Linked DNA regions of Homo sapiens: region 2 is linked to region 1. Evidence: chromatin contacts called from ENCODE Hi-C or POLR2A ChIA-PET data. All regions are on one chromosome and are shown on one strand. The core of a region is the stretch at or near the end of the contact, and the rest is flanking DNA. Distances in the headings are between cores, read along the strand shown.

Region 1 (5,569 bases), core at 432-2,931:
TGCGTCCCTGCAGTCCCAGCTATTTGGGATGCTGAGGCATGAGAATCACTTGAACCCTGGAAGCGGAGGTTGCAGTGAGCTGAGATGGTGCCACTGCACTCCAGCCTGAGCAAGAGAGTGAGACTCTGTCCTAAAAAAAAAAAAAAAAAAAAAAGAAAGAAAGAAAGTATGTATCTTCCTCCTTCAGTTCACTGTGCACATTCTCAAAGAGCAGAGAAAAGGCAAAGAGCTATGAAGTCCATGGAAGCTTGCATAAGAAATCCTTAATTTTTACCAGAGATTTTTTTTTCCTGAGAAGTTTTGTGTTGTAAATTTTTGAAATCATAGTTAAGATATCTAAGGAGAGTTCATTTGTTGCTTTTCAACCTTTATTCCTTCAAAGTAATTTTTAAACTTTGATGGGCAGTTTTTATGAAGAATTAACTTTGAGAGCAGAAAAATACAGTTCATCCACAGAGACAAACTATATAGCACAGCCAGCTTAAACCTAAGAGCAAGACACACTCCTGCTTCACGAGTCAAGCCATTTGCACATAAGAAGGCAAGATTCTGAACTTTCTGACTTCTTGGAGCTTCCCAGAGTTGAAAGAAATTTTAAGCCATTTAATTCACTCCTTTCCAACCTCTGCCTGAACATCTGAAGTAATGGGAAACTCACTATCACACAAACAATTTTTTTACTATTATGGAAAAGTGTCTATTTTCACTGACTTGGCCTTAAAGTAATAAGAATATAGTAGGTTTAGGCAATAGTGTTTATTTTTGCCCTAGAAATTATAAACAAAATGCTTATAGCCCTGTTTGCTTCAATAGCTAAGCACAGAGATGAGTAGCAGCAAACCTAAAGGTCCTATGATAGAGGAAATTAGAAACTGATCTTAATGATTAATATAATGAAATTAAACTTTATAAGAAGTGGAAACTAGTGGAAATGGATGATAACTCAGGATTCAAGGGCCCCTGAAAAACCCTTAGTGAGTTTTTCAAGCTTTCATGTAGTAAATAACCATTTTCTTTTGTTTGACAATCAGGAAAACACTAAGTTCAGAAGAACATAACTTCCTTTATTTTAGCTCTGAAGAGGTCTTAAAGGAAGAATTCAATTAAAAATGTTTACTATCTAAGTATCAACTCTGCCTTAAATATAAAATAATCAAATGTGAAGGTATTGTAAGCAAACCAAGTTATACATAATAATTTTTAAATCTAAAATAAAATGATTACATTGATAATGAAAGTAAATTGTATATAGTATATAGTTTATTTTTTCTCAAAATGTTTTGGTGGATTTCATTACTTTCCTACCAGCTTCTCTAGTATAAATTATCAGTTATTCCAAGGCTTGGAGAGAGTATAGTAGCTACCAGCTGTCACAAGTTAAATACTTCCCTTCATGAATTTCCTTTTGTGCTCCTAAATCCATATCCTCTTCTATGATCCTGTTTTCCACACTATTCCTAGAAGCCCTGCTAAGTTAAAAAAAAAAAGGGTCACTCACCTCCATGAAGCTTCAGCCCACCAAGGGGCAGAGGCAGGCACTTGAATCAGAGCTCAGCAGGCCCAGGATGGCTGCAGACTGGGAGTCAGGGACCTTTTAGTTTTCAAGGAATGGGCTCAGAGCATGATGGAAGAAAGAAAAGTTCAGGAGCTGGAGAGAAGCAGCAAGGCCAGAGTGAGGTCTGGCAGATTCCGTGACAGTTTGTCAGTTAACTTTGATCATCATTTGCTTAAGAGAAAGAGAAACCCTCATTAGAATACCCTACCTGCCCAACTTTTCTTTTGTAGGAGACAAGGGCAGCTCATTTAGATTCGAGTTAGTGGTCTAATCTTAAGGTTCATAGCTCCCCATTTCTGGACTAAGGATGCTCTATGAAAGAGGAAATACACGTCAGCAGCAGCCTATATTAAGCCTAACTCATGAAAAATAACCACCTCACCCCTGTTCATGATCCCATCACACCATCAAGACACCAGCTGAGTGGCTTTAATAGAGAGCTAGTTCACCTCTCATATTCCAATGAAGCAGCCCTGATTTTATCTCTGAGACAGTAACACAGGCCTGGGAAACACCAGGCCCTAAGAAAGCAGGATGAAAAAAGCTTCATTTCATACAGCTTTCTTCAGCAGTTTTAGCTCGCAGAGAGATGTACCAACACTGTGCTCCTGAGTGACTTATAAAGAGCCACCACAGAGCCAAACAGTTTTTCTTACAGTAGTTCCTCTAACTCAATATGATTTCTTGCACGTCTAGCTCCTGCCTAGCTGTCCAGACTTAATGACCACAGCTCTTTCCCCAGTGTTTGGGATCGCCCAAATATGTCACGCTTCTGCAGCTTTGTATATGTTGTCCCTTCGGATGGGAGTTTCCCTTCCCCCACACCCCCGTCATTATCTCTTTACTAAACTCTTCCCTAACCACCCCCTCATCCCCAAACCAAGCTTTACCCACTTCCCTGTCTCTTGTAGAAGATATTTTGCTGGCTCTATACCAGAGGTTACCAACCTCAGCCCTATTGATATTTTGGGCCTGCTAAGTCTTACGTTAGAGGGGCTGTCCTGTGAATTTTAGGATATTTAGCAGTGTCCCTGGCGTTTACACACTAGATGCCTGTAGCCACCCCCCCCCCACCAAACCCAGTCATAACAAAAATGTCTCCAGTCATTGCCAAATGTCTCCTGGGGGCAGGGGTTGGAATCACTCCCCAGTTGAGAAACACAGCTTTACTCCCTTCCTTCCTTCCTTCCTTCCTTCCTTCCTTCCTTCCTTCTTTCCTTCCTTCCTTCCTTCCTTCCTTCTTTCCTCTTTCTTTTTTTCTTTCTCTTTCTTTCTTTCTCTCTCTTTCTGTTTTCTTTCTCCCTTTCTTTCTCTCTCTGTTTCTTTCTCTTTCTTCCTTTCTTTTTCCTCTTTCTTTCTCTCTTGCTCTCTTTCTTTCTTTCTCCCTTTCTTTCTCTTTCTCTTTCTTTCCTTCTTTTCTTTTCTTTTTTCTTTTCTTTCTGACAGGGTCTCACTATGTTGCCTAGGCTGATCTCAAATTTCTGAGCTCAAGCTGTCCTCCCACCTCAGCCTCACAAAGTGCTAGGATTACAGGTGTGAGCAACACCACGCCTGGCCTAGTTTTACACATTTCTATAGCACCCTAGATCTTTGTACACGTGGCTTTAACAGAGTGTATTCTAATTGTTTGATTGCATGTCTGCCCCTCCACTAAGTTGTGAACAAACCACAGGATAGGTAGTACTGTATCTTGCTCACCTTGGCAATACATGGCATTTGTTAGATCAAAACCTTTGTCAGATAAATGTCTATGAAATGCTGGTGATCACTTAGTCAAAAAAGTAATTTTGTTTCATCTTGATTGTTTTTGTTGTTGGCTAAAACATTTGACAATGCTTAGTATAGCTGATTTTACTAAAGCCAGCGCCTGCACATTTTTGAACCTTTAGCCTAGGGGTAAGAGTACTGGCCTAGAAGATGGAAGCCTTGTCTCTCACCACCAGAGCACTGAATAGCCTTAGCTAAGACATTTAACTCCTATGGGTGTCAGTTCCTCCTTCTTTAAAATGTGAATTCCTAAGACCCCCTTCTGTCTCTAGAAGCCTGTGATTCCAAATCCTATGTAGCAAGAAGTCTCAATCTTCACAAAGAGTACTTCAAGTCTTTTTTTCACTATTTAAAAACAGTGTCCAGGCATGGTGGCTCATGCCTGTAATCTCAGCACTTTGGGGGGCCAAGGTGGGAGGATCACCTGAGCCCAGGAGTTCAAGACCAGCCTGGGCAAGATGGCGAGACCCTGTCCCTACAAAAAATTTAAAAATTAGCCAGGCATGTTGGCACGTGCCTGTGGTGCCAGCTACTCAGGAGGCTGAGGTGGGAGGATCATTTGCGCCCAGGAGGTCGAGGCTGCAGTAAGCCATGATCATATCCCTGCACTCCAGCATGGTTGACAGAGTAAGACCTTGTCTCAAAAAATAAAAATAAAAAATAAAAAAATTCCATTGCTGTAAACGAGACCCAGAGTGATGGTTAATTTTGTATGTCAACCTGACTAATATACCCAGTATAAAAGTTGCTTAAGCAAGAATGAAATTTATTTCTCTCTTAAGTAAAAGTCCAAACTTCTATAGTGGCTCTGGTTTGCAAAGTTGTCAGTCTCCCAAATTCCTTCTCTCTACTTTGTTAACACAGAACTCACAACATCCATAAATTTGGAGAGGAGACTTTATTTCTTATAAAGCGTTAAAGGCCTGCAAGGTGGCCATCCCACAGGCCAGGAAGTACAATCTCTGGCAAAGACCAGAGACAGGCACTTCAAAGGAGGAGCAGGGGTAGGAACTTGATGCTGAATAGGTTGGCTAAACATACATATTCAACAGGTTACAGGAGGAGCTATGAATAATTATGAAGGTCATCCTGACTCATGCTTATTGAACAAACATGCATGTAACATACAACCCATGTTCACTTTGAGGTGGAGACTTAACTCTTTTTGTTGTTGTTATTGTTTGTTTTTTGTTTTTCGCGACGGAGTCTTACTCTGTCACCCAGACTGGAGTGCAGTGGCGCCATCTCAGCTCACTGCAATCTCTGCCTCTGAGGTTCAAATGATTCTCCTTCCTCAGTCTCCCAAGTAGCTGGGATTACAGGCGTGCACCACCACACTCAGCTAATTTTGTATTTTTAGTAGAGACGGGGTTTTGCCATGTTGGCCAGGCTGGTCTCAAACTCCTGACCTCAAGTGATTCACCCACCTCAGCCTCCCAAAGTGCTGGGATTACAGGCGTGAGCCACCACGCCAGGCCTAAGGTGGAGACTTAACACTTAAATGCATAACAATTAGACCCTATAAGTCAAAATGCCTGTTCAGGACAGGAAGGAACAAGGGTGCTTAGCCTCTATAAACTGGCCAGAACCAGCCCATAGTCAGTGGTCTTCTTATCAAGAGAAAGTGGCTGGGTGCGGTGGCTCACGCCTGTAATCCCAGCCCTTTGGGGGGCCGAGGCAGGCAGGTCACAAGGTCAGGAGATGGAGACCATCATGGCTAACACGGTGAAACCCCATCTCTACTAAAAATACAAAAAAATTAGCGGGGCGTGGTGGTGGGTGCCTGTAGTCCCAGCTACTTGGGAGGCTGAGGCAGGAGAATGGCATGAACCCAGAAGACAGAGCTCACAGTGAGCCGAGATCGGGCCACTGCACTGCAGCCTGGGCGACAGAGCAAGACTCTGACTCAAAAAAAAAAAAAAAAAAAAATTGCTTATCTCAGCTGGTGCTTGTTTAGCTGCTAAACAAAAAGAAAAACTGACAGGGCAGAACTCCGTCTCAAAAAATAAATAAATAAATAAATAAATAGAAAATCTTGTGGCAGTTAGAACATAGTTTATTCTTTAAGTGTAGGAGTGCATGACATAACACTTGCCTGGCATGACCTTAGATCTTACGAATAATTTGTTATTGCCACAAAGGGTCTATTCTGTCAGCCTTATGATCTTTATTTTGACATTAATGCTGGTCAGTTGTTGTGTCTAAACCATAAAAGAGACGGAGATATAATGAAGCGTGTCTGACCTC
Region 2 (5,243 bases), core at 1,623-4,122, 540 kb after region 1:
CTATGGGGTTTCACCATGTTGCCTAGGTGGGTCTTGAAATCCTGAGCTCAAGCGATCTGCCTGCCTTGGCTTCCCAAATGTTGGGATTATAGGCATGAGCCACTGCACCCAGCCTCAGACATGATTTTCTCAGACTGAGCAAGGATTCTACTTAACACATTGACATAGGAAATACAGTCTCACCTCTGTTGATTGCAACTATGGCCATACTTCGAAAAAAGACTGCATTCAGTTCCTTAGAGCTTTTCTGGATTCATAGTGCTTTGCCTTTTCATTCTAACAGCTGCTTATTTGGATAACCTGTTAAAAACACTTTCCTACCATCACACTTATGGACTTCCTCTAGCTTGGACATTTTTTCTTGCTCTTGTTGATTCTATAACAAACAGTAACTTTTGCCTTCAACAAAAGCTCTTTCAGTTTGAATTTTTTTTCCTTTCTTTCTTTTTTTTTTTTTTTTTTTTGAGATGGAGTCTCGCTGTCTCCCAGGCTGGAGTGCAGTGGCCAATCTCAGCTCACTGCAACCTTCGCCTCCCAGGTTCAAGCAAATCTCCTGCCTCAGCCTCCTGAGTAGCTGAGACTACAGACACATGCCACCATGCCCGGCTCATTTTTGTATTTTCAGTAGAGACAGGGTTTCACCATGATGGCCAGGCTGGTCTTGAACTCCTGACCTCGTGATCCACCCACCTCGGCCTCCTAAAGTACTGGGATTACAGGTGTGAGCCACTGCGCCCAGCCTGAAATATTTCATTATCTTCTTACAGCTACATAACAAAGCTGAGCTTTGTAGAATATCACTTTGGCATATTAATAATTTTACTTGTCTCCAAGATCTTCCTGAAATTTTGAGTTTCTTCACAGGTCTTCTTCCTCTGGGATTTAAGTGCTGTAGAACACCTGTCAATTCCATTTACTTCAGTTCATCAATTTTTTTTTTTTTAGACCGAGTCTTGCTCTGTTGCCCAGGCTGGAGTGCAGTGGCACAATCTCAGCTCACTGCAATCTCTACCTCCCGGGTTCCAGCGATTCTCCTGCCTCAGCCTCCCCAGTAGCTGGGACCACGGGCGCATGCCACCACACCCGGCTAATTTTTGTATTCAGTTCAACACTTATTGAATACCTATTATGTTTCAGGCATCAGACTACCTGCTGAAGCTACAAAGTAGTGGAGCGCATGCCTGGTTTTATGCCTGGAACACTTGACTTACTAGTTCTAGACTCATAACTAACTCCATCCAAATTGCATTGAAAAGAGAATCCTGCTCCTATGGCTATTAAATGCCACAAAGGAGAATGCAACCAATTAAGAGCAGTCCAGGTTACTAAGGTGATAGAAAGAAAAAGGGGGAGGGAGAGGGGGAGGAAGAGAGAGAGAGAGAGAGAGAGAAAGAGAGAGAGAGAGAGAGAATGAAAGAGAATGAATCTCCCCATGCAAAAAAAAAAAAAAAAATTGGGGAAAATATTGGAATCCAAAGACACTAGGGAAGAAGCATACTTTAAAGGCGGGATAGTTTTCTAGGCTAATGTAGAGTTTCATTTTTGTTACACATTATACCTATAAACAAGAACAGTGCAAATGAAAGTAATAGGAAATTATGCCTATTTCATTATTTTAAATTAATATATTTATTACAGCATTAATGTTCTATGTTGACACGATTATTTTTTTTTTTTGAGACGGTGGCTTGCTCTTGTCCCCCAGGCTGGAGTGCAATGGCCGTGATCTTGGTTCACTGCAACCTCTGCCTCCTGGGTTCAAGCGATTCTCCTGCCTCAGCCTCCCGAGTAGCTGGGATTACAGGTGCGTGCTACCATGCACGGCTAATTTTTTTGTATTTTTAGTAGAGACGGGGATTCACCATGTTGGTCAGGCTGGTTTCGAACTCCTGACATCAGGTGATCCGCCCGCCTCGGCCTCCCAAAGTGCTGGGATTACAGGCTTGAGCCACTGCGCCCGGCCGACATAATTATTTTATAACATTTCCTCACATCAAAAATCTTTGAGGGAGAATATCTCTTATTGAAGTTCTGGTAAAAAACCTTGAAGTCTGTAAATTTGGGGTGACAAAGAGAAGGAGACAATTCTTTGTGATGTATACCTCCTGACATACTATGTTGTTCTATTGAGAAAGTCTGAAGACATAATTTCCAGTTCTAAAAGTGCAAGGAGAAGATTCATTGCTTCCTCTGCTCCCTACCAGCTGAAGGAGCAGTCTCCTTTTGTCTTCTGAAATAAAAAGGAGGCAAAGGGTGTTAGAGTGGAGGGTTTTTTAGGGGATTAAACCTGGGTACTTCAGAACCTCTGAGGTCCCTTTAGCTTTTATTTAAGTAGCTCCTGTTTCCCAAAATAAGAGGGCTGGAGCACAGAGGCCAGACGGGCCAACTTAGGGTACAGCACAGGTCGGGGGCAGTCGCCCTATCTGGAGCGAGAGGTATCCGCATTCTGCAGGTGCAGGGACTGTGATCCAGCACCCTGCCGCCTCCTCGCTCCGGCTCCCAAGAGGGCGGGAACCGCGGTGTTGCAGGGTGCGAGGCTTGGCTTCGGAAACGCAGATCAAGTGTATTTCAGGCGGCAGACATCAATCCAGTTGGGTGCTCACACCTGGCCCGGGGGAGGGGAAACAGCATCCATAGGAACCACGGGGCGGAGAGGAACCCCTCGTTTGGGACGCTAGAGGGCTGCTCCGGCTTGACTAGGTCCGACTGCTTTTCTGTGATTGCTTCTTTATCCCGCCCATCATCCCAGTACTCTATCTCGATTGGCTTTTCGGTCTGCCACTCGGTTCCGCCGCGCTGACCCCCATTGGCCCCCTCCAGTTGAGGCCCCGCCCCGCGAGCTGGGCACGGGCACTGGGGCGCCGAGGAGACAGAGCCCGGCGCTTGATCTGGGCTGGGGGGAGGCGGTGGCGGCTGAGGGAAGGAGGAGGATAAGGAGGAGGAACGAGGCCAGCAGGAGGCAACGGCAGCGACGGGGCCGGGGTGATGGTGCAGGTGCCTGGGGTCGGTGCGGAGCTGCCGGGCTGAGGGACGCCTGGTCCAGGGTCCGCAGCGCCGCCGCGTCGCTCCCGGGCGGGCGGGCGGGAAGATGCTGAGCAGGTTGATGAGCGGCAGCAGCAGGAGCCTGGAGCGCGAGTACAGCTGCACCGTGCGGCTGCTGGACGACAGCGAGTACACCTGCACCATCCAGGTCAGCGCCGCGCCGCCCCGCCCCGCCCGCGGGACCCCCTTGTCCCCCAAGTCTGGTCAACTTGGCCGGCGGCGGCCGCCGCCCAGGGGTCGCCCCAGCCCCAGCGCCGTGCTTTGTCCGTTCCTGGTTGCGGCGGACCGCCCTAGTGCAGGGCGTCTTCACCGGAGCCCCTGCCGGAGCCCTGGCACCCGGTGTGTCACCGCCGCCGCGGGGCGAGTCTCCGCGTCCCACACCCCTAAGTCCTACCCTGCTCTCCCTGGGTGAGGGCGCCCCGTCCTGGTTCCTCGAGCCCGCCCGAGTAAGGTGCACCTTTCCGGGGCGCCCGGAGGGAGGCGGGTAGGGCGGTAGGCTCCTAGCCCGGCCGCCCCGTCGGGGGCGCAGGCTTTGGCTCTCTGCCCGGGCAAGGACGTATGGCTGGCTTTTCTTATCTTTCTTGGGTTGGAAGGATAATGGTTTATGTCATAATTCCTCCCCCCACCATTTGTGAGTCAGAGCTTTCAGAAGGTAGAACTGAACGCGCAGCCCATGCGGAGTGGCCTATTGAAGGAAGCCCAGTCCTCTGGGTTTTAGAGATTTAGGCCCCCTCCCGCCTTTTGATCCCCAAATTTTATTGTGTTGGGCGGTTCTAGGGGACGTGAGGTAAAGATTTAGCAACAAGTCCCAGCGATTTGGGGCTTGGAAGTGGCCAGGAAGAATCGGCGACTTAGGAAAAACGCCAACAATACGGTAATGCTCAACAGCATTTCTTTCAGAACCTGGTATTTTTGAAGGGATTTTTACAACCTCTTGCTCATGTTCCTTCGCTACTGCTGTGTGCACGTCAGGAGTAGTAGTCTTTCCCGGGAATGCAGTCACAGCCCTCTCTCCTCCCTTATGAAAAAGTCAGAGATTGAAAACATTGACAATGCTCCCGTGTTTAGTTCATCAGCCAGGAGGATCCTGCGCTCATCGCCGGAAGCTGCTCTTTGTGGAGAAGCTAATTGAGCTGGACCCAGAGGGGTCTCACCTGATCCTTTGCCTTTGCAGCAGGAAAACAGGAGGAGGCTTCTGGCTCAGATGTGACAGACAAAAACTGTCGGCCTGGGTCCTACCCTCAGTGTCTTCTTGCCCCCCGCCTCCTTATTTATTTATTTTTGCTGACAGTGCTCAATCGCGGAAAATAGCGGTGTGTGAGAAAGACACTGGGTAGTGTATGAGAGCAGCTGGTCTCTGCTGACTCCGTGCTCAGTTCAGCCTTCTCCTCACTTTCCCTTTTCTCCCTCCCCTCGAAACCAGCTCTGGGCATAAGTGCTGACTGCTGCCAAAGATCCATGAGGGTAGAGAAAGAGCACAAAATCTCTTTTTAAGGCTACTTAAATACAGACTAAGCAGTCATAAAGATGCTAGCCATCAAGTGAAAGGATTTTTGTAGTTGAATATGATAGAGAGATGCTCTGTATTATTTCCTTGCTGAATGAGTGGAATACTACTTTTTGTTCCTATTGTATCATTGTGCCATGTCCAGTTTTTTTTTGCTTTTTTTGTTTTGCTGGGGTATGAGAATACATTGAGTTGATATCTTCACCATTTGAGTATATTGTCTAGAGCTTTTTAAAAGTCTTTATCCTTTTGTTTTAAAATTTAAAGCATTTATCCAATAGCATATCAAGGGGAGTGTGAGATTTAGACTTTATAAGTCCTAAGAATACTTTTGGGGTATGTGAAATAATTTCCGAGGCAGGTCATTAACTTTTGCCAAGGTGTAGAATACAAATAAAACACAATTCACATCACCATTTCGCTAGAAATGATTGTTAACCTTGTGGTTTTAAAGTATTGCAGTGAGGCAAATAGTTATTTTTTTCCCAGTTAGTGGAACCTTTGAGGTTGCTTGATTGGTATTATAATTGTGGGTAGTTTTTATTACCATTTAGAAAAAAAATATTTTTGAGTTAAATAGGACTTATTGGATTTGTGCTTGCTATATCCCACTATAGCTGTACTTATTTTCCTACTGCTCTCATTTTACATTATTACAATTTAATTTTATAAAATATCTAGGCCACCTAAAAAA

Evidence for each region. A loop is a pair of places that touch in the nucleus more often than their neighbours do. ChIA-PET counts read pairs that join two places held with the same protein, here RNA polymerase II (POLR2A). Pooled maps may share reads with other maps.
Region 2: a loop to region 1 is called in a pooled map, with 2.3 times the contacts of the local background. The contact joins the promoter of FRMD5 here to the promoter of TRIM69 in region 1. A Hi-C loop is called at or near these places in 3 of 50 pooled maps. POLR2A ChIA-PET finds 5 or more read pairs at or near these places in 3 of 52 experiments (HEK293T, PC-9 and activated B cell).

What each region holds. Positions count from the first base shown.
Region 1 is chr15:44,732,640-44,738,208 of GRCh38, reverse strand. It overlaps TRIM69 (tripartite motif containing 69), which reads right to left and starts at 1,681. Exons shown (of 7, transcript NM_182985.5): 1 at 1,499-1,681. The coding sequence starts at 1,504. It also overlaps the pseudogene RNF4BP.
Region 2 is chr15:44,192,900-44,198,142 of GRCh38, reverse strand. It overlaps FRMD5 (FERM domain containing 5), which reads left to right and starts at 2,872. Exons shown (of 14, transcript NM_032892.5): 1 at 2,872-3,190. The coding sequence starts at 3,089. RefSeq lists silencers at 852-1,087, 3,322-3,371, 3,482-3,541 and enhancers at 2,372-2,471, 1,987-2,486, 2,487-2,988.